Linked DNA regions of Homo sapiens: region 1 is linked to region 2. Evidence: read pairs that join two places in POLR2A ChIA-PET (ENCODE). Cell type or tissue: Panc1. All regions are shown on one strand. Links, peaks and the distances in the headings refer to the core of each region. The heading gives the core; the rest is flanking DNA.

Region 1 (2,910 bases), core at 195-2,694, 190 kb before region 2:
GTGCCTTGTCCCCAGCCAGAGTGTCAGCTCCTCAATGCCTTTCATTTCTATCCCTAGAGGCCTCGCATGCACATGGCAGCCACCAAGAATGGGTAGGATAATGAATGAATGGAGGAAGTGAATTGACAAATGGAGATGAAAGACGCTACAAGAAAGAAGTGGAAAAAAGGAGGTGAAATTGGATTCAGTGTTGAATTATAGATAACATTTTTGGGGAAAGAGATGAGGCTGGGAGCCGTGGAAGAATGCCCAGCTGGCTGGAGGCAGGCCTTACCACAAGGGAGAGCCACGTGTCTGCAGGGACCAGGAGGTGGGCTGTGGTGTGAAGGGGCAGTGGCAGTGAGGAGGAGGCTTGGAAACAGATTGTAAAATGCCTTCAAGGCCAGAACCACTTGGTTCTCTAAAGGCCCTGGGGCAGCCATGAACAGCTGCAGAGCAAGGCAGCACCAGGGCCGAAGGGGAGACAGAGAAAGGCCAGGCCGGCAGGAGAGAGGAGGGGGAACAAACCTGAGTGCAGAGAAAGCCAGAGGGCAGGAGGGAAAAGACAGCTGGGCAGAGAGCTCTCAAGAACAACAGGCGGGGGACACCCACTGGGCACCAGGTGGGGGTGCCCAGAATTGAGAGCATAGGAGTAATTAAATATGACTGGGGGGCTTTGAAAAGAATGCTGTCTTCATCCAGTCCTGAGAAATCGAGCAGACGAGCAGATTAAAGGGAAAAGAAATGCTGAGTGTGATGGTTAATACTAAGTGTCAACTTGATTGAAGGAATGCAAAGTATTGATCCTGCTTGTATCTGTGAGGGTGTTGCCAAAAGAGATTAACATTTGAGTCAGTGGACTGGGAGAGGCAGACCCACCCTCAAGCTGGGTGGGCACCATCTAATCAGCTGCCAGCATGGCTAGAAGAAAGCAGGCAGAAGAACATGGAAGGAGCTGACTTCCTGAGTCTTCCGGCCTTCATCTTTCTCCCATGCTGGAGGCTTCCTGCCCTCAAACATCAGCCTCCAAGTTCTTCAACTTTTAGACTCTTGGACCTACACCAGTGGTTTGCCGGGGGGCTCTCAGGCCTTCGGTCACAGACTGAAGGCTGCACTGTCGGCCTCCCTATTTTTGAGGTTTTGGGACTCGGACTGGCTTCCTTGCTCCTCAGCTTGCAGACGGCCTATTGTGGGACTTCACCTTGTGATCATGTGAGTCAATACTCCTTAATAAACTCCCTTTCATATATACATCTATCCTATTAGCCCTTCCCTCTAGAGAACACTGACTAGTACACTGAGTCAGATTAGGATGTTTCTTCAAGACCAGCAGGCTGAATGCTAACAAGTTCTGGCATGTGACCTACCAGGCATCCAAGAAACATCCTATCCCCTTCATAACATGAGGCAGAACTCTTACAGCATTTCTGCACTCCCAAGAAATAAGAGTTTCTGTAAGAAATCTTTTTACGTGAGAAAAGGCAGGACTTAAGACAACATGTACACTAGATTCACAGGAAAAATGTTAACAATGGCTATCTCTGGACAGGAATCATGTGGTTTTAATTTTTTCTCTTTTTTGCTAGGTGATATCTAAATTGTTTTACAAAGTGAATTCGCACTGCTTTTTTAATGGGGAAAAACTTATTTAAATAAGAAGCAGTGATGCTAAGCTTGGGACAGGGTTCAGGAAGGAGCAGGTGCTGTCATTGCAACGTTTCACAGTGCTAGGCATAGTGGCTCACGCTTGTGATCCCAGCACTTTAGGAGGCCAAGGCAGGAGGATTGCTTAAGACCAGGAGTTAGAGACCAGCTTGGGTAACACAGTAAGACTCAATCTCTATAAAAGATAAAATTTAAAAAGTAGCCATGTGTGGTGGCACATACCCGTGGTCCCAGCTACTCAGGAGGCTGAGGCAGGAGGAATCACTTGAGCCCAGGAGCTCAAAGCTGCAGTAAGCTATGATCACATCACTGTACTCCAACCTGGGCAACAGAGTGAGACTGTCTCAATCAATCAATAAGAATACTCATAGCAGGAGGCCCTAGAACACCTTTTCTCCTTCCTTTTCTGGCCACCAAATTCCCTTTACCCACCCAAACTTTGCTACTATGGCCCTTCCTCCAGGAATCCTTCCTGATACTCCCACCTCAACACCCTACTCCAGTGAAAGCCCACTGCAGGGCAGATACTAACCAGAAAGTCTGGCTCAGCAGATCCAAACAGGCCTGGAATCTGCATGTAAGCATCTGATGCAGGTGGTCCACAACCCACACTTTGAGGACATGGTTCTTTCCTATAGTCCAGGTGAGAAAAATTACCTTGAATCCCATTTTCTCACACTGGAAGCCTACGACTTGTAGTGTAGGTATATATATCAGTGTTTCTCAGCCAGGGGTGATTTTGACCCCCAGGGAACATCTGGCAATGTCTGAAGAAATCTGATTGTCACAACTGGCAGGCTACTACTGGCAGCTAGTGGGTAGAGGCCAGAAATGCTGCAAAACACCCAGCAATCCACAGAACAGCCCCCACAGCGAGGAATTATCTGGCCCAAAATGTCAATAGTGCCAAGAGTAAGAAACCCTGGACATAAATGAAAGACTGAAAGTGGGAAGTTCCAAGCCTCCAAGGTCAGAAAGGCTCCTTGAGAAGGTGGGCTGGAAAATCAGAGAAAAGCAAGGCTTTCCAGCCACACAAAATTGAGGATAATTATACTCGTCTGGAAGGTGCTGACAACGATAATAGTACCATATATCATTGATTCTAATATGTACATCTGTTTTACTTTTTTTTTTTTTTTTTGAGATAAGGTCTTGCTCCATCACCCAGGCTGGTGTGCAGTCGTACAAACACAGCTTACTGAAGCCTCGACCTCCCAGGATTAAGCAATCCTCCCACTTCAGCCTTCCAAGAAGCTAGAATTACAG
Region 2 (2,910 bases), core at 323-2,822:
ATGGTGAAACCCTGTCTCTACTAAAAATACAAAAATTAGCTGGACATGGTGGTGCATGCCTGTAATCCCAGCTACTCAGGAGGCTGACGCACAAGAATTGCTTGAACCCAGGAGGCAGAGGTTGCAGTGAGCCAAGATCGCACCACTGCACTCCAGCCTGGGCAACAGAGCAAGACTCTGTCTCAAAAAAAAAAAAAAAAAAAAATAAGGTCTGACAAGACTTAAGATTTACTGTGAGGAGCCATGTATGCTAAACTAAGAGGTGTAACTATTTTACACATTTTGAACTTATCTTGGAATTAAAGAAACCACAAATGGTTAGTATACTAATTTGTCTTCCTTAATGTCAGTACTTGTACCATACTATTGATACTAAAAACAAATATAGTAAACTACTAAAATCTAACAGTATGTGGTCAAGACTAACAACTAGGGTTCTAATAAATAGAATGTTCATAACTCTGTCCTAGAAAATACATTTAAAATAAAGTAGCAACAGGCAAGTTGGAGATAAAAATGACACTAGCAAAGTAGGGTATGATTCTGGCTATCTTTATTATTTTATATGGTTTTCTAACACAGCTGTACACATTCACATTTGTATATATGCTTACTTTTCGCAAGCTCAGGGTTATCCCTGACTCATTCATGTTGTTCACTTAACTGCATTTAGACCATACTGGAGCTTTTGCCCTCTGAATGTATGTAAGTATGCACATTATTATGCTCCGTTAAGTCAGTTTACTGTCCCAACATGGTACTGAAACACTTCAGATTTTTTTTTTTTTTGAGACGGAGTCTTGCTTCGCCCAGGCTGGAGTGCAGTGGCACGATCTCGGCTCACTGCAAGCTCCACCTCCCAGGTTCACCCCATTCTCCTGCCTCAACCTCTCGAGTAGCTGGGACTACAGGTGCCCACCACGACGCCTGGCTACTTTTTTTTTGTATTTTTAGTAGAGACGGGGGTTTCACCGTGTTAGCCAGGATGGCCCAGATTCTTTTAATAAAAACGAACTATGGGGGCCGGGTGTGCTGGCTCACACCTGTAATCCCAGCACTTTGGGAGGCAGAGGTGGGTGGATCACCAAAGGTCGGGAGCTCAGGACCAGCCTGACCAACATGGAGAAATCCCGTCTCTACTAAAAACACAAAATTGGCCGGGTGTGGTGGCCCGTGCCTGTAGTTCCAAATACTCAGGAGGCTGAGGCAGGAGAATCGCTTGAACCCGGGAGGCAGAGGTTGCGGTGAGCCGAGATCATGCCATCGCACTCCAGCCTGGGCAACAAGAGCGAAACTCCACCTCAAAGGAAAAAAAGAAGAAAAAAAAAGCAATGAAAGGAAGCAATATACTTTCTGTATTACCTGCATTCCAGCCAGAATAATGGAAAACAGAGTACTTACTCGGGAGCAATTCTGTATTTTTATCCTGGTTCCTGAACTTACTGCTTGACCTTGGTTAATTACATCCATTTCCGCCTGCCCTGATTACTTCTTGAAGAGTTTTAACAGCTGGATATCTATGAGTCAGTCATTAGTAAACATATCTATAATCTTACAACCTCACGAGTTATGTATTCTTGCTCCATTTTAATGACAAACTAAACATCTGACACTGGCCAGGGGCAGTGGCTCATGCCTGTAATCCCAGCACTTTGGGAGGCTGAGGAGGGAAGATCACTTGAGGTCGGCAGCCTGGCCAACATAGTGACACCCCATCTCTACTAAATATACAAAAATTAACTGGGCGTGGTGGTGCATGAGGCAAGAGAATCGCTTGAACCCAGGAGGTGGAGGCTGCAGTGAGCCGAGATCATGCCATTTGCACTCCAGTGTGGGTGACAAAGCGAGACTCCGTCTCCAAAAAAAACTAAAAAAACAAAAATTAGCCGGGCGTGGTGGCACACGCCTATAGTCCCAGCTACTCAGGAGGCTGAGGCAGGAGAATGGCTTAAACCCAGGAGGCAGAGGTTGCAGTGAGCTGAGATCCTGCCATTGCACTCCCGCCTGGGCGACAGAGCAAGACTTTGTCTCCAAAAAAAAAAGAAAAGGAAAAAAAAAGTTAAGTGGTAAAGTACACAAAAATGCTATCGTAATATATGACAAAAATGCTATTGTGTAATATTTTTAAGGTAGGGAATTATACCAATTCAATCTCTACTTCAAAATATTACATAAAGGTATTACTACTATATATCTAGTAACTAAGAAAAAAAAAAGCCACGCACATTTGAATTGTAATGCTGTAAGTATTCATTCTGTATTTCTCTTTAGATAAAAATCAAAGTAAAACTAATACTGATAGCTTTTTAAAAGATCTACAGTCATAATAATTTTGAATTCATTCACACAGCTTTCTTGAATCTTAAAAAATATTTTCTTTAACTTCATGGCAGAACTTAGGAGTCTCACCAAACACACAAACACTGGCAACTTGCTTCACTAGTTAACACCTCATTTGTATTTATGGAGCCATTCCAGGTGATCACTGTAGCACTCTCATATTCCTAATTAACAAAATCCTTCTAATTACAACTTAAAATTTGGTGGCCTCAAGTTCTCACTTTATTATCTCAGTAGTTTTAAACATGAAAATGCTGCATAGCTTACTGCAATCACTCAATGGCATTCCCTTGCTGCTGCAGCATCTGACACTGCCAGAACAGGAGTTCTATTAAGTGAGACAGTAAGGAAAGAGCGTTCTCCACATAGCAGGCCAGGATGCCTTGGCATCATTCTTCTGGCTCTCTACTTACTGTCAGGAGGCTAGGAAGAGAAAAAGGAACCAATCTTTTTTTTTTTTTTTAATTTTTCATCCCTGCAAGGAAAAAAAAGCAGAATCTCTCTGTGGTCAAATCTTCAGCCAATAGACAAATCATTCCAATTAGTCCAATGGTGGTTTCACTGCTTTTA

Evidence for each region. Peaks named below come from ENCODE experiments on the same cell type or tissue, not always from the same donor. Only the 100,000 strongest peaks of a DNase experiment are listed, where the experiment ranks them.
Region 1: POLR2A ChIA-PET joins it to region 2 with 23 read pairs; 7 of 35 experiments call an interaction of 5 or more read pairs at or near these places.

What each region holds. Positions count from the first base shown.
Region 1 is chr3:128,983,473-128,986,382 of GRCh38, forward strand. All of the region lies in intron 4 of CFAP92 (cilia and flagella associated protein 92 (putative)), which reads right to left. Among named protein-coding and RNA genes, the nearest start is that of CFAP92, 9.1 kb to the right of the region's middle. RefSeq lists a silencer at 2,711-2,910. In Panc1, for the core only: no CTCF peak of the experiment used is centred there; no DNase peak of the experiment used is centred there.
Region 2 is chr3:129,177,975-129,180,884 of GRCh38, forward strand. All of the region lies in intron 1 of CNBP (CCHC-type zinc finger nucleic acid binding protein), which reads right to left. Among named protein-coding and RNA genes, the nearest start is that of CNBP, 4.5 kb to the right of the region's middle. In Panc1, for the core only: no CTCF peak of the experiment used is centred there; a DNase peak (open chromatin) is centred at 1,617; H3K4me3 peaks cover 1,524 bases; H3K27ac peaks cover 965 bases.